Linked DNA regions of Homo sapiens: region 1 is linked to region 2. Evidence: read pairs that join two places in POLR2A ChIA-PET (ENCODE). Cell type or tissue: CD4-positive, alpha-beta T cell. All regions are shown on one strand. Each heading gives the region's core, and the rest is flanking DNA. Links, peaks and the distances in the headings are about the cores only.

The links. ChIA-PET counts read pairs that join two places held together with the same protein. Peaks named below come from ENCODE experiments on the same cell type or tissue, not always from the same donor. Only the 100,000 strongest peaks of a DNase experiment are listed, where the experiment ranks them.
Region 1: POLR2A ChIA-PET joins it to region 2 with 5 read pairs; 13 of 35 experiments call an interaction of 5 or more read pairs at or near these places.

Annotation. Positions count from the first base shown.
Region 1 is chr11:88,312,593-88,326,480 of GRCh38, reverse strand. The region is part of intron 2 of CTSC (cathepsin C); the gene reads left to right. Among named protein-coding and RNA genes, the nearest start is that of CTSC, 18 kb to the left of the region's middle. RefSeq lists a silencer at 13,393-13,593. In CD4-positive, alpha-beta T cell, for the core only: no CTCF peak of the experiment used is centred there; no DNase peak of the experiment used is centred there; H3K27ac peaks cover 513 bases.
Region 2 is chr11:88,407,272-88,422,585 of GRCh38, reverse strand. All of the region lies in intron 2 of LOC101929174 (a long non-coding RNA gene), which reads right to left. It also overlaps the pseudogene GAPDHP70. Among named protein-coding and RNA genes, the nearest start is that of CTSC, 77 kb to the right of the region's middle. RefSeq lists a cis regulatory region at 673-1,048. In CD4-positive, alpha-beta T cell, for the core only: no CTCF peak of the experiment used is centred there; DNase peaks (open chromatin) are centred at 7,455 and 7,865; H3K4me3 peaks cover 1,006 bases.

The DNA of each region.
Region 1 (13,888 bases), core at 1-2,500, 89 kb after region 2:
TTGTTGGCTTGTAACCCTAGTTTTTATTGTCTTGTAGTTATTAAATAGAGCATCTGTTGAGGGACTCTTTTAAAACCACAGCCATGAACAGACGTTGGGGCTAAGAGACAGAGCAGCCTGCGACAGTGTGGACCTACCTGTAGCAGCTAGCAAAGGCCTCTAGCAGCTACAGTCCCTTCTGGAGTCTTTATTTGCATGCAAAATGCAAAGGAGTCCTGGTGACCTACCTCCAAGGCAGCTGCCCTCCTGAACACTCCCTTGGAAAACAGTAAACATCATTTTGGAATGTGAACAACCAGAGACTACACAGGAGAAAGGAAAAAAAAATTCTGAAGATGCAAAATCTTGGGTGGCTTCACCGTTCAGTTTTTTAATAAAAGGAACAATATACAACACGTTGTTCTTTTTCTCTTTTGAAATCCCTTCTATTACAGTGATTTTTTTCTAAGATTGTCAGGATTTGAAGTGTATGTTTTGTTTTATTCACAGCGTAAATTTTATTCACAGTTTAACTGTCTGCCTGAGTGTCTTTCCTTTCTCTAATTACCTTGAGGAACCCAAGAGCCTGTTGTAAGGAGAAAATAAGGCCCTTGGATCTCTTGAGATTCACAGATATAAGTTATTGAAGGGAAGATGGTCCTATGGAGGACATATTTAAAGAAGGGAAAAAAGAGGCTTTCTCAGATATGTCAGACTGCTATAGTATACTTCTACAGATTATAGACCTCCAGTACCTCTGGCCAGAAAGATGGTATCGTAAACACCCTATTTTTTTTCTTTTCTTTTTTCATTAGGTACAAGCTTTGTGCTAAGAAGTTGACATACTATAAGCTACAAAAGTTCTGTAAAGTAGATATAACTAGTTTCATTTTATAGATAGAGAAAATTAATCTCTTACAGTGCTAAGCTCACAGAGTTTCTAACTGTAAAATGCTAGAACTTGTCTTTCAAGCCTAAAGACTTCCTTGGGGCTAAATAGTGAAAAAAGCCATTTCACAAATAAGTAAATGGTATTTAGAGGCATATTTGGATTTCCTGGTAAATTCCAGTCTGTGAGCATCATGAATATTAGTTTAATGTTGCATGGGCTCATGTTGAAGTTTTAAGAGAAGAACTGCCTTGAAGCTTAGGTTTCCTTAGCTATTAGGCTACTGACTTTCTTGCCTAAACCAGGGTTTTTTCATTGAAGACCAAAACTTACCTTCTCCTTCAGTTTGTAGTTTGGAAATTGGTAGAAGAGCTTTGTAAACTTCAAATTAAGTACAAACTAAGTGTCATAGTCAAATTTACTAATCTTAATTACAGTATTGTTCAACTGATTGCTATCTTCTAGCTCTTTCCTGCCGAATAATGGTCTTGTTTCCTGCTCTGTTGGTTTAGAGCTGACTTCTTTCAGCTTTGGTAAGCCTGAAATTATGGGGTTATGTTTAATTCATATTGTCTGGGTGGACTTTCCTCTCTTGCATTTCTGCTTGAATAGAAGAATTTTTCTCTAGAGAGTAGTTTGTCATCCTTACTCTGTTGATTCAGATGACTCTTTGTATGATCTGAGAGGTATACTGTTCTGCTATTCTGAGAAGAAGTATTTCAGAAAGATGAATTAAGAGTACAGTGGACTGCTCCCACCTGGAAACTTTTATCTATCTCACCTCTGGACCTGATAAATTCTTTATCACTCAGGACCTTGATGACGCTGCTCTCTGAAACCCTCCCCAGCTCTCTCTATTACCGTGAGAAACATCAGAACTTTGGTTCCCATTGCATATCGCAGGTACCTCTGCTTTCATGCCATGCTGTAATGGAGTGATTGGGTAGCATGTTTTCATCTCTTTCCAGATTGAAAATCTGTATTTCTCCCTGTATATCTTCAACACCTAATGCACATAGAACTTTGTAGGTACCTGGAAAATGCACCACAGTTTTCTTTTCTTTTTGCAGACTTTTCACAAGTATTACCAACTTACAAAGAATTAATTTTGTAGGATTCTAGAAAGACAAATCAGGAATGGTGCCATATACATCTTTTTTGATTCCCTGCTCTAAAGAATATTATCAGGTTACCTTCCTGCAGAGTTTTAAAAGAATTGCATATTTCAAGCTGACTTTCAGGATGTAAATATAACCAAAGCAACTGATATGTAAAAAATATATTCAATGGCATTCCTAGATTTTCTTCTAGGGTGTTTTATTGTTTTGGGTTTTACATTTAAGTCTTTAATCCATCTTGAGTTAATTTTTGTATAGGTATAAGAAAGGGGTCCAGTTTTAATTTTCTGCGTATGGCTAGCCAGTTCTCCCAGCACCATTTATTAAATAGGGAATCCTTTCCCTATTGTTTGTTTTTGTACGGTTTGTCAAAGATTAGATGGTTGTAGATGTGTGGTCTTATTTCTGAGATCTTCATTCTCTTCCACTGGTCTATGTGTCTGTTTTTGTACCATGCTTTTTTGGTTACTGTAGCCTTGTAGTATAGTATGAAAGATAGCATGATGCCTCCAGGTTTGTTCTTTTTGCTTAGGATTGTCTTGGCTATACGAGCTTTTTTTTGGTTCTATATGAATTTTAAAATAGTTTCTTCTAATTGTGTGAAGAATGTTAATGGTAGTTTAATGGGAATAGCATTGAATCTGTGAATTGCTTTGGGCAGTATGGCCATTTTCATGATATTGATTCTTCCTATCCATGAGCATGTAACGTTTTTCCCTTCGTTTGTGTCCTCTCTCATTTCCTTGAGTAGTGGTTTGTAGTTCTCCTTGAAGAGATCCTTCACTTCTTCTGTATTCCTAGATATTTTATTCTCTCTGTAGCTATTGGGAATGGGAGTTCATTCATGATTTTGCTCTCTGCTTGCCTTTTGTTGGTGTATAGGGATCCTGGTGACTTCTGCACATTGATTTTGTATCCTGAGACTTTACCGAAGTTGCTTATCAGCTTAAGAAGCTTTTGGGCTGAGATGATGGGGTTTTCTAGATATAGGATCATGTTATCTTCAAACAAAGACAATTTGACTTCCTCTCTTCCTATTTGAGTACGCTTTATTTCTTTCTCTTGCCTGATTGCCCTGGCCAGAACTCCCAATACTATATTGAATAAGAATGGTGAGAGAGGGCATCCTTGTCTTGTGCCAGTTTTCACGGGGAATGCTTCCAGCTTTTGCCCATTCAGTATGATATTATCTGTGGGTTTCTCATAAAAAGCTCTTATTATTTGAGATACGTTCCTTCAATACCTAGTTTATTGAGAGTTTTTAACATGAAGCGATGTTGAATTGTATCGAAGGCCTTTTCTGTGTCTATTGAGATAATCATGTGGTTTTTGTCTTTAGTTCTGTTTATGTGATGAATGACGTTTATTGATTTGCATATGTTGAACCGGCCTTGCATCCTGGGGATGAAGCCAACTTGACTGTGGTAGATAAGCTTTTGGATGTGCTGCTGGATTTGGTTTATCAGTATTTCATTGAGATTTTTTGCGTCGAAGTTCATCAGGGATATTGGACTGAAGTTTTCTTTTTGTTGTCGTATCTCTGCCAGGTTTTGGTATCAGGATGATGCTGGCCTCATAAAATGAGTTAGGGAGGAGTCCCTCCTTTTCAATTGTTTGGAATAGTTTCAGAAGAAAGGGTATCAGCTCCTCTTTGTACCTCTGGTAGAATTCAACTGTAAATCCATCTGGTCCTGGACTTTTTTTCATTAGTAGGCTATTTATTACTGCCTCACTTTCATAACTTGTTATTGATCTATTCAGGGATCCAACTTCTTCCTGATTCAGTCTTGGGAGTGTGTATGCATCCAGGAATTTATCCATTTCTTCTAGATTTTCTAGTTTCTTTGCATAGAGGTGTTTGTAGTATTTGCTGTTGGTTGTTTGTACTTCTGTGAGATCAGTGGTGGTATCCTGTTTATCATTTTTTATTGTGTCTGTTTGATTCTTCTCTTATTTTTGACAAAGCTGACAAAAAGAAGCAATAGGGAAAGGACTCTCTATTCAATTAATCCTACTGTATATCTGGCTAGCCATATGCAGAAAATTGAAACTGTTCCTGTTTCTTAATCCATATACGAAAATCAACTTACGATGGATTAAAGACTTAAATGTAAAACCCAAAATTATAAAACCCTGGAATAGAATATAGGCAATATCATTCTGGACATAGGAATGGGCAAAGATTTTATGAGAAAGACACCAAAAGCAATTACAACAAAAGCAAAAATTGGCAAATGAGATCTAATTAAACTAAAGAGCTCTGCACAGCAAAAGAAACTACTGTCAGAGTGAACAGGCAACCAACAGAATGGGAGAAAATTTTTTCAATCTATCCATATGACAAAGGTCTAACATCCAGAATCTACAAGGAACTTAACAAATTTACAAGAAAAAAGGAGCCCCATTAAAAAGTTGGCAAAGAACATGAACAGACACTTCCCAGAAGATATTCATGTGGCCAATAAACATGAAGAAAAGCTCAACATCACTGACCATTAGAGACGTGCATATCAAAATCACAATGAGATACCATCTCATGTCACAATGGTGATTATTAAAAAGTCAAACAACATGCTAGTGAGGTTGTAGAGAAATAAGAACGCTTTTACACTGTTGGTGGGAATGTCAACTAATTCAACCACTGTGGAAGACAGTGTGGTGATTCCTCAAGGATTTAGAACCAGAAATATCATTACTGCATATAGACCCAAAGGAATAGAAATCATTCTATTACAAAGATACATGCACATGTATGTTTATTACAGCACTATTCACAATAGCAAAGACATGGAATCAACCCAAATGCTCATCAGTGATAGACTGGAAAAAGAGAATGTGGAACATAAACACCATGGAATACTATGCAGCAATAAAAAGGAATGAGATCCTGTCCTTTTCAGGGACATGGATGGAGTTGGAAGCTGTTATCCTCAGCAAACTAATGCAGGAACAGAAAACCAACCACCACATGTTCTCACTTATAAGTGGGAGCTGAACAATAGAACACATGGGCACAGGGAGGGGAATAACACACACTGGGGCCAGTCAGGGGGTGGGGGGTCAAGCTGAGGGAGAGCATTAGAAAAAATAGCTAATGCATTCTGGGCTTAACCCATTTATGCCTAGTGTTCCATTTCTGGAATGCTAAGCATGTGGAAGTTCTTTATATCCTGCTCAAGGTCATTGCCAAGGTCTGATTTTTCACATTCAACAAATTGCAACCTCTGGCATAAATGGGTTAATACCTAGGTGATGAGTTGATAGGTGCAGGAAACCACCATGGCACATGTTTATCTATGTAAGAAACCTGCACATCCTACACATGTACCCTGGAACTTAAAAAATTTAAAATATATATGTATATATATTTAATATGGAATTTTAAAAATTACTAATGAGTTCTTTTATCTGAGTAATTTTGCATCAACATGCTTTTATTATGGAAGAGAAGATTCAGTGAGTACAAAATTGCAGATACATGTGTCAGAAGATCCCTGAATATAATAAGGCTTAGTATTCTGTGTCATAATTGCCTGTTTGTATTCCTCTCTGGTCTTTAAACTTCATTAGGGCAAGGATCAACTCCATCTTACTAACCATTTGATTCCCTATGTATTACACGATATATGACCAATAATAAGCCTTCAATAAATACTTGTAAAATAAAGAATGTTATGTAATATATCATGTGGTATTGTTTTATTGATGTGTTCTTTGAAGTGTTACCTTTGTGTCCTTAGAGGCTATGGTGGGCCCTCAGGCCATATATGTTGGATGATTTAGTGGAAAAGAGATTAGACTTTTATATTTTATTCTATTTATTTATTTATGTTTTAATCTTGTGTAAGCCTATAGAGGCCAAGATAGGGCTCAGAGTTAAAAACAGTGATGTTCTAACTTTCAAAACTACTAAAAACAAAATTAGCTATCAAGGGAAATCCTGAGTGTTCTGACTGCAGGGGTTCCCCAAAGCCTGGAGGACCGAAGCTTTGAAATGCTGCATGGTGTGCCTCACCTCTGTTGAGTATAGTGAGGAACATGAGCTGAGGAGTGGATTAGATGAACTCTTAAGATTTTTTTCCAACTTTACGGTTTGAGTTTATGAGTAAGTAAGTGAGGAATGAGCCCAGGGACTTTGACTACTTTGCTGTGCAGTAAATTGCTGTTTTCTTAGCTAATTCTGGAGTGTGTATTTTGGTTTTAATGTAATGTCCTTTCAGCACTGGAAATAAACAGATTTATGACCCTCCATTTTCACATGTAAACTTCCAGTTCCTTCAGTAAAATGCTGGAAGTTGCTTGGCTGTAACCACTGTAACTATTTCCTGGCAGTTTTGCATTTTATTACAATTCGACTTTTTAAATGCATGGTTCAGTCCAGTTAATAGGCAGAAAACTATAGCTATTCCTTGGAACTGACATAGGGAAGTTGGTTTCTTTCTGAGGAAAGATGTGACACTCTGATGGATTTGGCAAAATACCAATTCAGTAAAATTTGCCTGGTTCCTTTCTGACAGCAAATGGAGGTAATTGTACGTATATAGATTTCTACAGTAAACAAAGGGCAAAAATGGAAACATTTTTTGTTTTTTAATGTTGCTGGAATATAATATTTCCATATTTGGTTAATCATCAAATCATTCAACTCCATGCAAAGTACTCTTTTCAAAATTACAAATCATCTTGATGGATTAGACTTGGATGTCTAAATTTTTTATTATGTATTCTAAATTATCTATAGGTACATTTTGAAAATTATATATACATGTATCACTGTACTACATTTGTTATAAAATGTGAAATATTAAGCGATTAAATACTTTATTAATGTCATAAAATTGTGCCCTACCCAAAATATATTTTAAGAAGATATCATTTGAAAATAATGTAAAATATTCTTCATTATTATGATTTTGTTGCCAAAAGTAATGTTAGAGTCCCTGTTACTGATAATTTTCATGACTGTAAATTTTCAACATTTGGAAACAAAATTTTCTGATGTGTTTTAAAATCTTAAAGAATTTCAGTAGATTTTGACACATTTTTGTTAAAAGTATGAAAGTGTCACAGCTTTAGAAGGATTTAGAATAATTATCAATTGGTATTAGGGATGACAATTTTAATAGACAAATTTTAACTGAAACATTTGCTTTATTGATGTCTAGGACTAAAAAAAATATTATAGTGATGGAACCATTTCAAAACATCTGTTTTTAAAAACTTCTGTCAACATGTTTGACAGAAGTCAGAATAGGGTAATTATAAAAAAACTGCCATTTTCTTATGTTTGCATCATTAGTATTTGCAAATCCTTGTTTCTTTGCAAGTATATTTTAAACTACTTGTTCATTTTATGAGTGTTAGCCTGATTAATTCAGATAAGATGCTCAAGTCAGTTTAAGCAGGCAGATGTGAAAAAGGGAATATGCTGTGCCTTAACTATCTTATAGGGACTTACTAGCACACTGTACATAACAGATGAACATCTGATATTAGATCTGATGGGCACACCAATGTTGTTTCATATATTAAATAATAGTGGAAGTTTTCAATTTAATTAGTTTATTTATTTATTTATTTATTTTTGAGCCGGTGTTTCCCTCTTTTTGCCAAGGCTGGGGTGCAATGGCACATGGTTGCAGCTCACTGCAATCTCCACCTCCCAGGTTCAAAGGATTCTTCTGCCTCATCCTCCCAAGTAGCTGGGATTACAGGCGTGTGCCACTATGCCAGGCTAATTTTTGTATTATTAGTAGAGACAAGGTTTCACCATGTTGGTGAGGCTGCTCTCAAAATCCCGACTTCAGGTGATCCACCCGCCTCAGCCTCCTAAAGTGTTGGGATTACAGGCATGAGCCACTGCGCCTGGCCAATTGTATTTTTATGTTAGAAATATATATGGGAGTTACAATACTTTGTTTCCAATGTTCCGCTGGAAACCACTGGTTGAAAGGATAGGTCCCAGTGTCAGCTGCCCAGTTGGCAGTTTTGGATAGAATATAAGTTCTATGAAGGCATGGATGAAGTATCCTTCATGGTAATGATGGTAATGTTAGTATAGTCACTTGTTTAATGTTGTATAACTTTTTAACTCTTCCAACTTCAATTTCATCTATATCTTTCATAGCAGTCCAGTAAAGTAGTATCAATTATAGATATCATTCCTACTTTCAGATAAAGTAACTGAGGCTCACTAGTTTTGACTTGCTCAAGGTTACGTAAATGATAAGTGACAGACTGGATTTAAAGGGCGGAGTCCACTTTACTAAACTGCCTCTGTCTTCTAGCCAAGTTTGTTATGTAAAGTAAGTATTCAGACATTGGCTAAGTATATTATTAATCAAGAAAACAGTAGAACAGGTTTAAGGAATTTTTTTTTCCCTCTCCTCAGTGTCAAAAAGCAGTCAAGTAAAAGATCCAAGATAAATAACTTCAGTTCCCAAAAATAACTTCAATTCCAAAATTTCCCTATGACTAGGTATATCTAATTGGATAGCTGATAAAATGAGTGGGAAATTGAAGAAGGGATATTTTGAGAATGTGTGGCAACTTAATGGTAATATTGAAGAAGCAAATGGATAGTTATTGAATCATAATAGTTTTTTAAACTTAAATACTAGGGCTTGATCTTCATATTTTAGGAAATTATCTATTTGTTGCAGTAGAAATTAGCATAAATGAATGGAAACTTAAATTATCTCATCTGTGCAAGGCAGTCTTCAGAGACTGATGTTTATATAAGTGAAAACTCAGAAAAATTTTTTGGCTGCATTTCAAGCTGGATAGCGGGGTCAAAACTTCAACTTCTTAATTGGTGATACAACGTCAGAAATCACAAAAGAAGTATTTCACAGGAAAAAATGACATACCCCGAAAACATTCAAATCAAGAAAATCACAGGGGTACAGTGGATGGTCCCCCTTAAGGTACTGCGTACTTGGCTTCCCCGCTGGTAAATGCCTCTCTTTTACTAAGTTGTTGTCGTGCAGAGTGGCATTGCAGCTCTGTACTTTTACAGAATAATTTCAGGTTCTAAAATTGATACATTATTTCAGATTGTAAGAATAGTATAAAATAAAATTTTAAAAGGGAAAATAATTCCATCAATTTAATGGAATGTGTAGGGTTTAAGTTATAACAACAAAAACAAAGTTGTAGTTTTTTAGGATTACTCATATAAATAGTGTGTCTATTAAGAATTACTGGCTTTATGAATATTAAATAAGAAGGCTGGCCGTGGTGGATCATGCCTGTAATCCCAGCACTTTGGGAGGCCGAGGCAGACGGATCACCTGAGGTCAGGAGTTCAAGACCAGCCTGGCCAACATGGCGAAACCCTGTCTCTACTAAAAATACAAAAATTAGCCGGGCGTGGTGACGCATGCCTGTAATCCCAGCTACTCAGGCGGCTGAGGCAGGAGAATTGCTTGAACCCGGAAGACGGAGGTTGCAGTGAGCTGAGATCGCGCCACTGCACTCCAGCCTGGGTGACAGAACAAGACTCCATCTTGAAAAAAAAAAAAAATTAAGACAACCACAGATATAAGGATTTGCAATTAGAAAGCTTGAAGGGAAATTTTTGGAACTTCTAGGTCAACCTAAAATTACAAATAGGGAAGCAGCTTTGGAGAGGAACATTTGCACTTCTGAAGTAATACTGTGATTTGGACTGTCAGACATTGTGATATATTGGCATCACCACACCTCTGTTAATTATAAACTTACCTATTCTCAGTGCCTTGTTAACTGTTGAAATAGGACTTGACATTTGTTGTTCTTCCTCTTCTGTTATTCATTTATTCACTCATTTAGTAGTTAATTACTTCCTAGTGCCAGATAGTTTTCTAGGTACTGAATAAACAAAAATCCTATTGTCATAGTTATGTTTTTGTGGAAAGAACAACCTGATAGACTATCGTGAAAAATAAATGAGTTAGTATACATAAAACACAGCCCATGAGATATAGTCTGTAATTATCATCCCTGCTTCATTTATTTATTTATTTATTTATTTATTTAGAGAATGGATCTGATTCTGTCATCCAGGCCGGAGTTCAGTGGCTGGATCATTGCTCACTGTAACCTCAAAACACCTGGCCTCAAGTGATTCCCCCAACCTCGGCGTTCCAAAGTGCTGGGATTAAAGGCATGAGCCACTGTACCTGGCCATTGCTCCTGTTTTAAAGATGAGGAAACTGAAAGTACAGAGAGGAACGTGACTTGCTCAGGATCACACAGCCAATCAGTGGCAGAGCAGTCTAGGCAGTCTAGGCCTGAAGGCATTATTCTTTCTTTCTGTTCTGCGTCAAAAACCCTAGGCAGGCATGGTAAAAAGACTGAAAGAGCCAAGGCAACATAGGTACCTGAAGAATGGGAGAACACCTATGAGGACTGCTAGAAATTTTAGGCAGCCCTTTAAAGGCCTTGGGCAACAATTTGAACGTGACTCATGAGTCAGTTAATTCTCTGCACCTTTTTTTTTTTAGAGAATACAATGGATAAAGCAATGACCTTTGTAACATGTAAACCTGTATTTGAATCCTTTCCTCTCCATTTAATTTTGCAGAGTCACCTTTTCTTCATTAGAAAGAAATTTTATCCCAAAGAGATTATCGTGAGGCTCAAATAATATAGGTGGAAGCCCTTTGGGTTTAAAAAAAAGCCTTTTCTGTCATTTCTGGGTATCTCCCGTCAGTGATTTTAGTAATTGTTTACCTCTCTGGCTCTTCGTGAGAAGACAAATTGTAGGAAGAAGTGGAGGATGGCATTGGGTAGGATGCTTAGTTCTAGTTCCACCACTTCCTTAGGTCTTTTTTTTGTCCCCCAAGACTATATCATTTCTGTGTTCTCTTGAACCTGTAAGATTTATGAGTAATCTGTACAATATTTATAAAGTATGAAATCTCTGCCATTGTGGCACAAAAGTAGCCATAGACAATGTATAAATGAATGGGCATGCTGTTCTCCAGTAAAACTATATTTATAGAAATAGGCAGTCTTCTCCAATTTTAGTTTGCTCACCCCTTTCCTATAGAACTCAGGTTTATCATATACAATGTTACACATTATTCCTTTGAATAAATTGTTTACCTAATACTTTTTAAATTTGGGCATTTTCTAGGACATTCTATTGTTTTTATTTTTAACTTGTGTTATACTGCAGTGAATGTCTTCCTGTGTGTAGCATTTTGTTTGTGTATGTGTGTCAATATCTATAAAGTAGCTCTTAAGAACTCTGGAAACATTGTCAGACTGCTTCCTCAAACAGCAGAGGTGGGAGGGAGCATCGGCCTAACCCTACCTGGCCTGCCTTACCAGCATGCAACCAAGGAGAAGAGAATAGGATCAAGAGCCAGTGCCAGAGAGAAGTACATAATACAACTTTATGGAGTTTAGGTTGCATCCTATAAAGTTACCATGTTACACTGTTTCGATCTACCAAAGTAGAAGTTTTACATAGTTTAGTATGAAGTTAATTTTATTAACCTTTTCACACAACACACCCTCTCATATTGCTGCCCAACAATGTCCTGGGTCTTTGTTTCCATGGTCATCATATTGAGTAGGGTTTTAGCAGGGACTTGAGTAGTTGGGAACTGAACTCATGCTAGTGAAGCCATTCTTCACTAGAAGCAGACATATGGGATCCAGAATATCATGAACAACCAGCTGGGTACAGTGGCTCACACCTGTAATCCCAGCACTTTGGGAGGCTGAAGGAAGCAGATCACCTCAGGTCAGGAGTTTGAGACCAGCCTGGCCAACATGGTGAAACCCTATCTCTACTAAAAATACAAAAATTAGCCAGGCCTGGTAGCACATGCCTGTAGTCGCAGCTACTTGGGAGGCTGAGGCAGGAGAATCGCTTGAACCTGGGAGGCGGAGGTTGCAGTGAGCCGACATCTCGCCAGTGTACTCCAGCCTGGGCAACAGAGTGAGACTCTGTCTGAAAAAAAGAGAATATCATGAATATCACCAAAGATAAAAGCAAGATGCGGATATGAGTAGCCCAGAGTAACTTTTCCTGTGCTATATAACACAGTGAGTGGTGATTCCCACAATTCAAGTCCAGTTTTTCTGGATTCTAAAGCCATACATTTTTAACTCTCCCCCTAAATATGATTTGAATTCAGAGAGTCAGATGCAATAAGGTAATTTTAACTTTAAGTGTAGTTTAGCCCACACATTTCTCTAAACTGGGGGTTGGCAAACTACAAACCTCTTTTTGTAAGTAAAGTTTTATTGGAACACAGCCTAGCTCATTCATTTATGTATTCCCTTTGCACCTTTTAGGTTGAGTAGTTGTGACTGAGGTCTTCCAGCCTTCAAGCCTAAAATATTTACTATCTAGTCCTTCAAAAAGAAGTTTGCCAACCTCTGCAAACAAGTGAAATAATGTGTATTAGAGTAGAGCAGGAGTCCACAAACTACAACCTCTGGAGCCAAAACCACCCTACTGTCTGTTTTTGTAAACAGAAATTTTATAGAAACATAGTTGACCCCTGTGCCAATTTGTTTGAGTCTTGCTTTTGATGGCTTTTGTGCTACAAGGGCAGAGTTGAACAGTTGCAAGAGAACTAAGTGGCCTGCAAAGCCTAGTGGTCTTTGCTGTCTGGCCATTATAGGAAGTGTTTACCAAACCCTGCATTTGATCATGGAATCCCAGAATGTTTATACCTTTGAGGATTTTTTTTTCTACTTTCCATATTTTACAGGCAACAGAACTAAAGCCTCGTAAAATCTTGCCCAAGGTTCTACAAATAGTCTTTTCTATTAAATTAAGTCAGAGCCTGAAATTGTCTGTGCCCAAGTCTCTCCTCAGAAATTTAGCACAGCATTTTCCCTTTCTGTCTCCCACATGCTACACAGTCATCCTGGATCATGTGCCCCGCCTCCATGAGGAGATGTTCTAACATGAGGGTGACTAGGCTCTGGAGCCAGAGCATCTTAGTTCAAATCCTGGATCTGTTAAAAATAATAGTTATTTTTCAGTTCTAACACTGAAATAAGACAAAAGGCCATATTACTGAAATAAAGTGTAAAGAATATATTTAATACTCAGGTTACTTTAGCCCCCTCATGATCAGAATATGCTAATAAATTGAGAGATTGACAGAAAAAAAGGATTCTGTTTCACTGTGGCTCACACCTGTAATCCCATCACTTTGGGAGGCCGAGGTGGGTGGATCACTTGTCTGGAGTTCAAGACCAGCCTGGCCAACATGGCAAAACCCCGTCTCTACTAAACAATACAAAAATTAGCCAGGCGTGGTGGTAAGCACCTTTAATCCCAGCTACTCGGGAGGTTGAGGCAAGAGAATCGCTTGAACCTGGGAGGTGCAAGTTGCAGTGAGCCAAGATCACACCACTGCACTCCAGCCTGGGCAACACAGCAAGACTCCATCCCTGGAAAAAAAAAGTTCATCATTTGTTCTTGTAGTTTCCTAGTGTGGCCCTTGTCTCAGTGGAAAATTGTAGTGTGATAGACTGAGGAGAATTCTGTTTCTGCCACTTCGCCTGTTGCCTTGGTAGGAGCTCCTTATCTCTGAGCTGAGCTCCTTTTGTCCTTGGTAAAATGTGGTTATTATCATCTGCATCCTCATAGTCTTCTTGTAAGGACTGTGAAGTCACTTTTGAAAAATGCCTTGAATATGCCAGATGGTCTGTTTTCTTTCTTTTTTGTTTTGTTTTGTTTTGTTTTCCCTTGGCCTTCATTCCTGGAAGTGTTTTGTTATATACATTTTGTTTGGTGGCCAACAGTGCTAACCACAGAAAAGTTTGTATGTCTTCTTTTTCTAGAATAATTCTTACAGTGTAACCTCTCAGGGTGAAGTTTTTGTTTTGAAAGGGGCACATTTACTGTGAATGAGAGCCATGGAAATGGACCTGAAATTTGAAGACA
Region 2 (15,314 bases), core at 6,845-9,344:
CTATGGCATATGGTAGGCAAGAAGCAGTAGGGGTGGAAAGAAGAGAGAGGTAATCTGGAGACTTCTAGTCAGTCCAACCCTTGGCATTTCACAGACTGGAACCCATAGAGTCAATATAGAAACTGAACCAGACCCTTTATTCTGGAGGAATTTCCAGTAGATAATTAAAATTCAGTTTTTACTGCTTGGTCTAGTCTGTTAAAAAAAAAAAAAAAGGAAAAAGTCAATTTTAAAATTGTTCATCAAATTATCTGCTCTGTTTTTTACAATTAGAAAGATACTTACCTTTCCTAAGTCAAGGTCTTACACACAGACACACACACACACACACACACACACACACAATTTTACCTAGTAATTAATACAGAAATCCTATCCCACCTTTTTGACTTTTCTACTCCACCCACATCCCCTAACCCAGGACAATTTCAGCCACTACAAACAAAAAAACTAGCTGATAGAAGTGTAACCCAAACAAATTATTAACAACAACAGCAACAACAATAACATAAATGTTTATTGCATATCCCAATAGGCTTAACCAGCATTAAAATGATAAAGAAAACCTCATTCTGTCTCATCGTCAACTGTTCTACTCTAAAAAAATCTGTTAAAGGTAAGAAATATTTTTTAGAAAGTCAATAAACAAAAAGAAAAAAAAAAAAGTCCCCTGGAGAGTATTAGAGTGTTTACCACTGGGAGAGAGCTGCCCTCTGAAGAATAAAGCCAAATTACTGGCTTTTCTGAGCCTCACTGATGGGGGGAGAGAGGAAGAATTAAGACAGCTGTTCTTGTCTTAGTTGGAGAAGCTGCGAAGAGGAAACTGTGGGTGGTATGTCTGCTGAGTAAGACTTCTCAGAAAAGTGGTTCCTCCAGTTTTCAGGTTCCTGGAGGCCCATGACAGGCTACTTCCTAGCACTCATTCTGAAGACTTTGGGGTCAAGAGCAGCCCTGGCCCCCTATCCCTACTACCTACTGCTATCTCATATTTCCTGTGCTTTGGGGCTTTTCACCTAATAAATAACTGTCCTTTGAGTAAAAACACACCCTCCCAAATGCCAAATATATTTTAGTAATGAACTAGTGCAGGAATGGCCCTTTGAAACTTAGAACAGGCCTCACTGAAAAATAGTACATTCTTGTGACTTTAACCTAGGGTCTTCTATGCTAGTTCAGCTTAAATCCTCTGTTATCTCATTATGGAAAACTCACTTTTGTAGGGTTCCTCTAATTTTCTGCAAAAGCTTCAAATATTTGTTGTTTTAAGTCCTCCTTGTCCATAGAGTCTGACTATGAAAATGGAAAGAATCTTATTTTTAAGGTAGTCTAGCCCCTTAGACTAGTCCAGATTTGACTTCTCCAAGCAACATAATTCAGAGAGCTCTTCAAATAAATGATGCTATGATCCTATCTGGGCATCACCCCAGGAGGCAAGTGTCAGAGGTGCCTCAGACTTCTGGACGCAGGCTCTTTGCACTTACTGCAAAGCCTTACTGTCTCCAGAACACTTCCTTTCTGTTTTCCCTCTCCATCTTGTATTAGGATTCTCTTACCCGTACCGACATCCCATCTCCTTCATGTCTATCAAATCTTGCTAGCAGGAAGGCTGAGATCAATCACATATGGCTCAGTTTGAATTTGAATCCCTACACTCACTGTAACGAAGGAGAAGATTTGCTCTTGACTTGGAGAATTTTAGATTCTTCTTATTTATATGACCAAGAAGAGAAGTTTAAGGGAAGCCTCAAAATTATACCACAAAAACATTTGCTCACTTAGCCCAAACATAAGGCAGATATTGAATATGGTGAAACATGGGCTGGAAAGAGTTGCAAAATTCACTCCCCCCTATGCCCTGGGTCCCTCCTCAGCAGGGACAGCCAAGTTGTTTCCGGCTGACAGCAAACCAGTCCTGATATCCTGTTCTCATGACACACTCAGGCCCTTCACTGTTTCTGTTCATTCCTGACTATCTTTATACCAGTTGGAAATCCTGCTGCCGCAGAAACTAAAAATGACTCAAAAGCACTCCCTCTCTTTCTTCCAAAATTGTGTTTCTGCACAGCCTGTTCTGTGACCATCACATGACTCCACATTTGCTCATCTGTTCTTATCTGCCATCAAGTCCTGCAGGTCTTTCTCTGGAATCCTGTCCCCAACTCATTGCTCTTTCTCGTCTCTCCACAGCCTGGTTCTGAGACAGAGGGCAGCAATTTCTCATCCCAAATGCCTCGTCTGGGCTTGCAGAAGTTAGTCCAAAGACAGATTGTGAAATCTTCATTGTCAGTTCTTGGCCTTCCCATCCCCTTTGAGACTCTTCTTCCAGTGGGAAAATTACGCAGGCACGATATGTACGCATACAAGTATTCTTTTATGTGAGTTTTGGTGTTACTAATTTAGCCACACAGTATGACCTAAGCAGCATAGGAATTAAGCCTTAAATATTTCCTAATCATCTGTAAAATATTTTTCTCCATTCCCAATATATTGTCTTAGTTCAGGCCTTCATCATCTATTTTTTTTTTTTTACCTGAAACTGGTTTCCTGAGGAGTCTCCGTGCTTCTCACCTGCCTCTAACCTCTTCTTTCCCCATATGTCACACTACTACCACTGTAATCTACCAAAAATGCAAGTATGACTGTTAGTGAATCCCCTGATTAAATGTCTTAGCATCTGTAGGACAGAATTTAAGATGCCTAGCATGATATTCCCGATTTCCTCGGGAGTTGTCTCCTGCTCTACCCCAAGCTGCGCTTCAGGTGACAGGAACTATATACACATGATAGTGTTTCTTGTCCACTCCATGCTGAGCCTCTACTTCTCCTGGGTCCTCCTCCTAGAATGGCATTCTGTAGGTTCTTTCCTGCAAAATTTCTGTTCATCTCTACTCTGGCATCATTTAATTCTGAAAAAAAAATTTTTTTACATAGACCCATAATGTCCTACATGTAATTCCTTTATAGTATTTGCTATTTCATATTTTTATTAAAATGTTTTCAGTTATTTTTCTATTCATAAAGTGTATTTATAGCAGGCAATTTGAAAAATACAGAAAAATATGAAAAAAGACAAAGGAAATTATTCAGAGAGAAATGTACTAACATTTTGAGGTATATTTTCCAATGTTTGTTTCTATGTATATAGTCACACTTTTCTCTATCTTCTCTTTCACACAACACACCTATATAAACACAAATGTAGGTATGCAAAATCTTATATATTTTGTAACTACTTTTATATTTTACTTAAAAATATGAGTGTTGTTATAGCCTTAAGTGTTCAGAGTAAGCTCTTTGAAGAACAAGAAGTGTGTGTGCGTGTATGTGTGTGTGTAGATATGTGCGTGAGAGAATGTGTAAACAAATACATAAAAACATCCAGCTGAGTGAATAGTATATAATAGACTCTAAATAATTATTCATTGAACTAATTTATTAACAACAATGAAAGAGACATGGGAGAAAGAAAGAACATGAGATAAGCTGGAACACATGCAAGGTAAAGAGATGAAGAGAAGACAGCCCACCATTTGGAAAGCATTTATGACTTTTAAAGTTTTTATGTACTCTGTAGTTGATGCTCACAATAGCCTTCTATTTTCTTTTATTTTATTTTTAATAGAGACAGGGTATTACTGTGTTGCCGAGGCTGGTCTTGAGCTTCTGGGTTTAAGTAATTCTCCTGCCTTAGCATCCCAAACTGCTGGGATTACAGGCATAAGCCACCACGCCTAGCCACAATAGCTTTCTGAAGTAGCTATAGCAATTATTTGCAAATCAGGAAAGTGAAACTCAGAGAGGTTAAGTGACCTGCCCTAGGTTGTTCACTTTATAAGTGGCAGAACTAGTTTTTTGAATTCATAAACTATGTATTTACATTACTTTACACAGCTTCTGGGGGAAAAAGGGCAGCAACATGATCCCTACCAAGGTCTGGGAGCCTGAAGGGGTATTCACACTGCCTGGCATGGTGCCTGGCACAGAGTGCTAAAACAGTGATTGTTGAGCACAACTAAAAAGCAAACGAGAGAAAGAACAAACAGTAGACAATAGTGAGTATACAGGGTAAGGCACCGCAATCCACTTTTCTCCATCCTCACCATGCTTGTTTGATCTGAAAAAGCCTCCTAAATGATCTGCCTCCTGCCATTCAACACCCTTTTCATCTATCTTCCATAAACACAAATTGATCATGACAAATGATGTATTGGTTCCCTTTGCTCTTGGGAAAACATTCAGAATATTCTCCTAGCTTAAAAGGTTCTTCAGGAAGGAACACTTTTTTTCCATCTTGATTTCTCATTTTTCTTTCTCTTGTACATGCCACTCAGGCATATTCAACACCACTAAATCCCTGAAAGTGCTGAAACATTCTTTTCCCTGCTATTCCTGGATTACTGTTATTTTGATAATTTTTTTTTTTACTAGTTGTTATTAGTTTTCTATTGCTGTGTAACAAATTACTGTGCTGTAAAAATGTAGCACTTTTAAAAAGCACAAATTTATCTCACTATTTCTATAGGTTAGAAATCTGGCACAGTGTGGTTGGTTTATCTTTTCAGGGTCTCATTAGGCTAAAATCCAGGTAGTATCCAGGGCTGCAGCTCTCATCTGGGACGTATGGTCTTCTTCCACACTCACTGGGTATTGGCAGAATTCAGTGCCTCATGGTTGTGGGACTGTGGTCCCTATTTCCTTGCTGCATGGTCCTCTTTCTCTTCAAGCCAACAATGGTGCCTTGGTAATCCTTGTGCTTTGACTCTGATTTCTGCTTCTGCCTTCTGTTTTAAGGATTCATGTGATTACATTAGGCCCATCTGGATAATCAAAGATACTCTCACCATTTTAAGGTCAATTGCTTTGTAACATTACATCTACAAAATCTTTTTGCCATTTAATATAACCTATTCATGGATATAAACACCAGAGAGTGAAGTCCATGGGGAGCCAACATTCTGCCTATCACAATTATAGCATCAAATTTGGCTGAGGGGCCCTTCTTATAAGATTCATGCTCATTTATTTCTCTGCCTCCATTTCTAGAGTATAAGCTTCATGATGTCAGTGACTATGTCTACTGCACAAACCTGATGTGTTGCAGCTGGCTTGTCCTTGCTAAGAAGTGCTTATTATTAAATTTTCAGGAATTTTTCCATCTGTTTGTTAAACATAGCTATTATTTTAAAAAACAAATTATATTCTCAAAACATAATAAATGCTCTAATTCATTTCCTGTTTATTGTCATAGTGTTTACTACGATTTATTCTCTTGAAGTTATTTTCCCCGATTCAATCCTTATGGTGGAAATACTATCTATTGAGGGACTACCGCACATCTTTTCAACTTCCTGTTCAGTGCCATTATTCGGTTGGTGCAAAAGTAATTGCAGTTTTTGCCATTACAATACATTATGCTGGTAGCTTGAAATTGACAATAGTGGATGTATTGATACCAAATAAATCAGCAACACTAGTTGACATCTTTTTTTTTTTTCCAGGTGGAGTCTGGCTCTGTCTCCCAGGCTGGAGTGCAGTGGCGCGATCTGGGCTCACTGCAAACTCCGCGTCCCTGGTTCACGCCATTCTCCTGCCTCAGCCTCCCGAGTAGCTGGGACTACAGGCGCCCGCCACCACGCCCGGATAATTTTTTGTACTTTTAGTAGAAACGGAGTTTCACCATGTTAGCCAGGATGGTCTTGATCTCCTGACCTTGTGATCCGCCCACCTCGGCCTCCCAAAGTGCTGGGATTACAGGCGTGAGCCATCGCGCCCGGCCTAGTTGACATCTTGATGTATTGTTTATTTGATTGTTTAGACTTGAGAAAATGATAGTAAAAATGTTAACAGCACAGATTAAGCTTAAAGCAGGTCATGTCTATAGCCATTACACAAAAATTTAAAGAAATATTATTCTTCCGGTATCTAAAACCTATGATTCAGCAAAGAAGCAGCTCATGATATTGACAAACAAAGGAAGTTACAACTTACCACCTAATTTTACTTTAATCTTATTAATACAAAAGAATCAAGTAATATTCTTATATGAACTATATTCATTCATCAGATACAACCATAGCTTGGCTAAAAATACAATAGTTTAGCAAAAAATAAAATAAAAAATTTCTGTGGAAACAAAATGGCTATATTACATTTAAAATAAAGAGTAAATTGTACACTATACATTCTTTACATTAATGTTTTATATTAAAAAGTATACATTTATGTATGTGTGCATAAACATACATTTTTACACCATCATGAAACATTTACCAGCCCACCACTGAATGCATTGAATATACTCCTAGAGCTCATCACAATGCCTAGCACATATGGCGTGCTCAGTAAATGTTTGTTTAATGAATGAACGGATAGAAGCCATGGTCTACATGATTGACCAGAGAACACAGGCTGAGTGGAAAGGGAATAGAGGCCAGAAAAGAAGCAACAGTTTGGGGAAGTTGGGAGGATTCCAAGAACTAGAGGTCAGTTGAGAATTTCTATAAGATTCTACAGAAGTTATAAAGTAGGAGACCAAAAAATAATTAAAGGAGCTGTGACAAGACAAAGCATCTCAGGGGTTAGAGAAAGCTAGGGACTAACCATGTGCAAGGCCCTGCACTGTTAGTCCACTTTAAGTTAATCTTTTATATACTCACAAAACCTTCATTTATCCTCATTTTATAGGCAAAGAAACTAGGTAATTAAAGTTAATCAACTGGCCCAGACTCATTCAGCTAGTAGAGGGTAGAGGCCAGAGTGTTCTAAACCCAAAGCCTGCACTCTTGAGGGCTACACCAAATGGAAGTGGGAACAAGGCTGTGAGGAGTTGTAATTCAAGAGCTTACTACTCACAGTGTGTTCTGAGGAACAGAAGAGGGGATTTTTGTTAGAACGTTGATTCTCAAGCCCTACCCCAGATCTACTGAATCAAATCTGTGTTTTTTTTTTCTGTCTTTTACAAGATATACTGGAAATGCCTATGCACCTTGACACTTGAAAACCACTAGTTTAGGAGGCAATTGTATCAGCAGGTAACCACATTGCAGATGGTCATTAAAGTCAAAGAAATCAAGAAGTACTATCAGGTATATTGTAAGATTGAACTTGCCCAAGTAAAGTGAGGGTGCTCCTTCTAGCATGTGGCATATTAAAATCACCTAGAGACCTTCGTAAAATGCCAAGGCATTAGTAATTTTAAAGTGATTCCAATATATAACCAAGGTTGAGAACTTATCAGGAGCATCACATTAGTCATGCCGTTCCTCTCAGATGTGAACAGTAGCCCCTACTTATCAAAACAAACAACGAAGCAAATGTCCGTGGATCTGACTTGAGAGGCTGAAGCATCTCCTCCCCAGGATATAATTACTCTTCAGCCTCACAGTGGTTTTTCTAGCCTTGCTCTTTACACAATAGCCCTGCCTTCCAACCCCAGAAACAGACTGGCTTATAGGATTTCACATTTCATGTGCCTCTCACCTGGCACACCCTTTTTTCTCCTTGCCACCAGACCACATCCTTTCCTTCCTCCAGCCCACATTTATTTCTAGACCTAAAATGATTTCTTAATGTCAACCTTTTATTCTGCTTACATGGCATCATACCCCTCACCAGGATTAAACTGTACCAAAGATACCTGGAAACAAATTGTACAAAATAAACAGAATTTTATGGAGGCTACACAGTTCTATTTGTTCAAATCAAGTATTATCCTTTTTAAAAAAATGCCACTAAAGCTAGTTTCCTCTATCTGGATCCTCTGCTGTGCAGTAACAATACAAGGCCCACAAAAGAGGGCTGAGTTCCTTCCCACATGCACTGCTTTTTCTCCAGTAATAGACTGCATTTTGGATGACTGCCAGGCAACAATAGTTGACTCGTGCTGGCCAGCTCTCAACATAGGTCTCCGAAGAAGCTGGGGAACAGGGCAAATTGACGCTTCTAGTTTTCTCTCAATAATCCCTCCCCAGGGTTCAGGTTCACATGTGGACTTCTGTTACCAACCTTGTTTGATCTCTTTAAAGAGGTCCCTTGCCTCCATTTGGGTGACATGAAGTCTCCATAAGAACAGCAATAGGAATACTTAAGATCTTCTTGTCACATGATAAACAGACTGATTAGATCTTCTGGTTTAGTGACTTCCTCTTCACTCTCACCAGCTACTGAAAGTGTGGCCGGTCGCTTTGATTGGGGATATAACTGATTCTTTGAACTTTGCTCCATTCTTAACAGTATTCCAATACTGTAATTAGATAGTGGGCTGTATAGACTGAAAAATGGTTTTGCTAAGTGTAATGGGAATTGTTTCCAGGTTACCCTTTCATCATAAGAATTCACTAAGGCATGCAAACCAATTTCATTTATTTCTTCTTCTGTTTCTCAGAAAAGGGCCTTTTTTAGCAGGGTGGTGGTGGGGAGGATGGTGATAGCTTATAGAAATTCCAGAAAACAAGGGATGGAGATGAAAGATGTTTAAAACAAGCAAACCAAAACCGTCTCTAAGAAGGAAGTCAAACAAAATTCTTTTTGATATTTGAAAATCTTTAGTTTTGATTTACGCCCAGACTTGTACTCTGTTACTTAAAATTCCCTGTATTTAGGTTATAACTTCTAGGAGCATAGATACTCATCTTCATTCATTGATTCATGCATACATACATTTAATCATTAATTCATTCATTTATTCAGTAACATTTACTGGATATTTGATAGAAACAAAGGGTTCAGGATAAACAAAAATAAGACATGTTCCCCAACCTCAAGTAGCTCAGAATCTAAAGGAGCAGAAAATTTCTAAATTGTCCAAAACTTATACAGGTGCTAAAATGTAAATCTCTAGAAAATACAGTGGGAACCCAGCAAATACCATGATCGACTCTGTAGGGGCAGCAGTAGCAGGGTGGAACTTTTTTCTTAGTAAAGAAAGAAGAAAATTCCAGAAAAGAAAAAAAAAAGCTTCAGAACCAATTTTCTATAATCAAAATAGAGGTGCTCAGATTTTGTCTAGTGCTATATTTTATATGAAACTCATGTGTCAATTGGGGTAAGGCTTCCAATTAAGCTAAGGCTACTCAGAACCCCCAGGCCATAGTCGAAGCTTTTTCTAAGAGTTCTATGAATCTCTGGAGGATCTGGGTTTCTATTGTTACTTCTAGTTCTGAGCTCCTGCTCCCATAAATCAGTTCTATTTATGAATTATTTTATCTTCCTTGAATGTTGCCCCTGACTTACACCACTTTCACTCATATATGGACTTTCAGGTTTTTTCCTTGATCTTAAAAAATATCAACAATATCATGCAGGTATGGTGCTTGTAACTGTAACATCAGTGTAGAGAGCAAAGAACCGAATCCCTGTGTGAACCAATCCTCTATTTGAAACAATCCACAGCTTGTCTTTTGTCCACCCAGGCACACTGGTGTCATGGGCTCTTTCTTCATCTCAGTGGCTTCTCTCTTTCTCTTCCCTATGATCTTTTTTAAAGTGGACTTCCAGGATTGCTCCTAGCAATTCCAAGTGCTTTTCATGCCATGCTGAGTAATGCAGTTCTCACCAGCTCCAATCCCAAAAGTCAGCTCAAAGGACATTTTTGCTTATTCAAAATCCTCTGGTGTTTAAATAATCCTTGGATGGTACTTTTGTTCCCAGAAGAAATGCTTCTGCTATGAACAGACACTTCTCAAAAGAAGACAACCATGCGGCCAACAAACATATGAAAAAAAGCTCATCATCACTAGTCATTAGAAAAATGCAAATGAAAACCACAATGAGATGCCATCTCATGTCAATTAGAATGATGATTATTAAAAAGTCAGGAAACAACAGATGCTGGCAAGGATGTGGAGAAATAGGAACGCTTTTATACTGGTGATGGGAGTGTAAATTAGTTTAACCATTGTGGAAGACATTGTGATGATTCCTCAAAGATCTAGATACCATTTGACCCAGCAATCCCATTACTGGGTATATAACCAAAGGATTATAAATCATTCTATTATAAAGACACATGCACAGGTATGTTTATTGCAGTACTATTTACAATAGGAAAGACTTGGAACCAACCCAAATGCCCATCAATAATAGATTGGATAAAAAAAATTGGCACATATACACCATAGAATACTATGCAGCCATAAAAAAGAATGAGTTCATGTCCTTTGCAGGGACATAGAGGAAGCTGGAAGCCATCATTCTCAGCAAACTAACACAGGAACAGAAAATCAAACTCCACATGTTCTCACTCATAAATGCGAGTTGAACAATGAGAACACATGGGCACAGGGAGGGGAGCATCACACACTGGGGCCTGTTGGAGGGTGAGGGACAAGGGGAGGGAGAGCATTAGGACAAATACCTAATGCATGCGGGGCTGAAAACCTAGATGACTGGTTGATAGGTGGAGCAAACCACCATGGCATATGTACACCTACGTAAAAAACCTGCACATTCTACACATGTATCCCAGAACTTAAAGTAAAAAAAAAAAAAAAAAAAAAGAAAGAAAGGATGCTTCTAATACAATCTACTTTTCTTAAAAAGTGCTTATCAATTTCCTCCAAGCAACATTACAACCAATACTCTTCATATTTGAGGATGACGTTACTATTCATCAAAACCCACTTTTGGCCGGGTGCAGTGGCTCATGCCTGTAATCCCAGTACTTTGGGAGTCCGAGGCGGGTGGATCACAAGGTCAAGAGATCGAGACCATCCTGGCCAACATGGTGAAATCCCGTCTCTGCTAAAAATACAAAAATTAGCCGGGTGTGGTGGCGGGTGCCTGTAATCTCAGCTGCTTGGGAGGCTGAGGCAGGAGAATGGCATGAGCCCAGGAGGCGGAGGTTGCAGTGAGCCGAGATCATGCCACTGCACTCCAGCCTGGTGACAGAGCAAGACTCCGTCTAAAAAAAAGAAAAAGAAAGGAAAAGAAAAGAAAAAAAACACACTTTCTTTTCTTCCTGCTTTTGTTCTGGTATTCTTTGGAGATGGTTTGCAAGAAATCCACTTCCATTACTGTAGAGCTATGCCTCACTTTGAACTCTAAACACTGTTAGTCTGACCACAGTTTTGTTAAATCTGGATGTCTTAAGCCTCTAAAAACCCCAAACACCCCAGGAACAAGTATTACTCACCAATTATGGTATTAAAAATGAGCCACTGTCTCTGAGTTCACTTACTTGTTCTATAAACATTAATCATGCACCATGCATTAAGTTAAGCTTTGTTCTGCTCTAGAAGAGCTCAGAGTCTAACCAAATACAAGTTCCAAAAAAGCTTTAAGGAAAGGCAACATCTTTGGAATTCATTAATAGCCTCTCAAGGGGATGGCTTTAATGGGCAATCTTCTTTTGGAGCCTATTTCCCATTCATTAGTTAAAACATAGATCCTATGCTTTGCCATTGTGCCTCGTATATGTTCTATCTCCTGCGATATAATGGCTGTAATTTAGGAGCATCCCCTGAAAAGAAAAAACATTTGTGGAGATGTAAGTTATAAGACTCTTTTCCCCGTATTGTGACTTATAAATTCCTCTTTCATATACTCATACAGCCTAGAGCATTATATAGTATGTTATAATTATATTATAATTGTGCAATTACTTATCTGTCCCCTCTCCTAGAAGTGAGCCCCTGGGGCAGGTTATGATTTATCCAAATTCAGTTCCTAGTATAGTGTTTGAAATTGTCGGTGTACTCACAGAAGACCTGGGAAAGAAAAGGAAAAGGAAGGGAGGGAGAAAAGGAGAAGGTAAGGATGATGACTATCGTTAGTGTGAGTCAGAGTATTCTGCACAATTTCTTCTATTTGGCACCTGGGAGGCTCCCCGTTCAAAGGTGTGGTCAGTCTTCCACAGAATTAGCAGATGGCTCAGCACAAGGACCTCAACTATCAGCTAAATCAGGATGAATATTTTGTAAAAACTGGGATTAAATGCCTTTTGTTAGACGGGCAAATGACACTGAAGTCTCGTTAATATTTTATGTTAAATTCTATGACCTGATACTCCATAAATATCATAGCTGCTAGAAATAATACTGAGATTCTAACCTTAGGTTTTGCTTTGTTTTTAATTTAAAATGTTATCAATTTGTCATATCATAGTGCTGAATTTTGTGCCCGCAAAATTCAGATGTTGAAACCCTAACCCCAGTACCTCAGAATGTAACTGTATTTGGAGATAGGAAGTTTGAAGAGGTGATTAAAGTAAAATGCTGTCAGGGTGGGCCATAATCCAATCTGACTGGCATTCTTACAAGAATTGGAAATTTAGACAAATGAAGAGAAGCCAGGTGTGTGTGCATACAGAGGAAACACCAAGGGAGTGGTCAATGAGAAGGCAGCTATCTGCATGCCAAGAAAACAAGCCTCAGAAGAAATTAAACCTGCTGACACGTTAGTCTTGGGCTTCTCGTCCTTAGAACTATGAAAACAAGGCCAGGCATGGTGGCTCGTGCCTGTAATCCCAGCATTTTGAGAAGCTGAGGCAGGTGGATCACCTGAGCTCAGGAGTTCGAGACCAGCCTGGACAACATGGTGAAACCTTATCTTTACTAAAAACACAAATTTTAGCCCAGCGTGGTGGCAGGCACCTGTAATCACAGCTACTTGGGAGGCTGAGGCAGGAGAATTGCTTGAACCCAGCAAGTGGAGGTTGCAGTGAGCTGAGATCACGCTACTACACTCCAGCCTGGGCAACAAGAGCGAAACTTTGTCTCAAAAAAACAAAAAAACAAACAAAAACATGAAAACAATTCATTTCTGTTGTCTTAGCCACCAGCCTGTGCTATTTGGTTATGACAGCCCTAAAAAAACTAATACACTTAGCATTGTTCTCAAGCTATAGTCATTGAGACTAATCCTGGCTCTTCCACTAGCCAGCACTTACTTTTTAAAAATTTAACTTAAAAACTTGAATGAATATCCATCATGGATGACACTACTAAAAAACAAACAAACAAACAAAAAACCACAAAAATGAATAAATAAATGAATGGCATGAGTTATGAAGTACAAAGATCTAAAAAAAGTTGCAAGTTAAAATTGAGAAGAAGTCTACCGTATGGTCCTGGATAAATCTCTTATCTTAGGAGGATCTGAGTTGTCTCATTTCTAAAATAAGGCTGTTGGAAAAATAACTTATTTTATCCCTTAAAATTTAGGAGCTTGGAATTTACTGTTAAGCACAACACTGATAATGTTGGTGATGATGATGATGATGATGATGGTAAAAGGTAAAGAAATTAAAGCCAGAATTTTATCAGAAAGTATAGAAAGAAAGTAGAAAGTATAGGTTTTCTGCTCCTCCCATTTGACAGAAAGCCTCATCTTCTCGTGCATCACCAGCCTCATCCCTGAGACACCATGGTGAAGGTGAAGGTGGAAGTCAACGGATTTGGCCATACTGGGCGCCTGGTCACCAGGGCTGCTTTTAACTCTGGTAAAGTAGATATTGTCACCATCAATGACCCCTTCATTGACCTCAACTACCCCTTCATTGACCTCAACTACATGATCTACATGTTCCAGTATGATTCCATGGCAAATTCCATGGCACCATCAAGGCTGAGAATGGGAAGCTTGTCATCAAGGGAAATCCCATCACCATCTTCCAGGAGTGAGATCCCTCCAAAATCAAATGGGGTGACACTGGGGCTGAGTACATGGTGAAGTCCACCAGCATCTTCACCACCATGGAAAAGGCTGGGGCTTACTTGCAGGGAGAAGCCAAAAGGATCATAATCTCTGCTCCCTCTGCTGACGCCCCCATGTTCATGATGGGCATAAACCGTGAGAAGTATGACAACAGCCTCGAGATCATCAGCAATGCCTCCTGCACCACCAACTGCTTAGCACCTCTGGCCAAGGTCATCCATGACAATTTTGGTATCATGGAAGGACTCATGACCACAGTCCATGCCATCGCTGCAACCCAGAAGACTGTGGATAGCCCCTCTGGGAAACTGTGGTGTGATGGATGCAGGGCTCTCCAGAACATCATCCCTGCCTCTACTGGTGCTGCCAAGGCTGTGGACAAGCCAAGGTGCTGCCAAGGCTGTGTCATCCCTGAGCTGAACAGGAAGCTCACTGGCAAAGCCTTCTGTCGTCCCCACCACCAACGTGTCGGTAGTGGACCTGACCTGCCATCTGGAAAAACCTGCCAAATATGATGACATCAAGAAGTGGTGTAGCAGGCATCAGAAGGCCCCTTCAAGGGCATCCTGGGCTACACTGAGCACTTGGTAGTCTCCTCCAACTTCAACAGTGACACCCACTCTTCCGCCTTTGATGCTGGGGCTGGCATTGCCCTCAACAACCACTTTATCAAGCTCATTTCCTGGCATGACAATGAATTGGCTACAGCAATAGGGTGGTAGACCTCATGGCACACATGGCCTCCAAGGAGTAAGACCCCTGGACTGCCAACCCGAGCGAGAGCATGAGAGGAAGAGAGAGGCCTTCACTGCTGGGGAGTCCTTGCTGCACTCAGTTCCCCACCACACTGAGAATCTCCCCTCCTCACAGTTTCCATGCAGACCCCCTGAAGAGGGAGATGCCTAGGGAGCCCCTCCTTGTCACGAACCATCAATAAAGTCCCCTGTGCTCAGCCAAAATAAAAAAAAAGAAAGTAAAAAGTATAAGAAGACCTTAGAATCAACAGATGGCACATGTTTGCCTTGACTTAAAGATATGATTAGAAACCAATATTGTTAGTCTGAGGAGAGAAAAGTTGCAAATCTATAATGCAATTGTATTTTATCACAATAGGCTAGGTTGTACTACATTTAAAAACAACGTCCAAATCTCAGCATCCAAAAAATAATTGATTTATTTCTCTTTTTCATTGTAAATTTCAGGTCAGCACAGCTCATACTAGTAACGCAGGCACCCACTCTGATAAGGGTTTAATCTTCAACAATTACTTTGGCAGAGAAAGAGATGGGAGCAAATTAATCATGGCTCTTAAAATTTCTGCTCAGTAGCAGCCATATGCCAATTTCATTCAGATTTCATGAAGAAAAGTGAAGCACATGAGTATGCCTAACATCAAAGTGAGTGGGAGTCCAATTTTTTCTGTGTGATGGAAAGGACAGGAATGAAATATTTGGCAATAGACTGGTGATGATTGACAGCCAAACTGGTGAAGGATGCTCACAAAATTGGATTGTGTTTATGGGTGAACATAATTTGGAAATTTTAATCTATTACACCTAGGAAACTCTGCTTGAAGCTTAAAAGAGTTAATTTAACCACAAGAACGAGGAGACGGAGAAGGAGGAGGAGACTTATCTCTTATATTAAGAAATAAATTCATG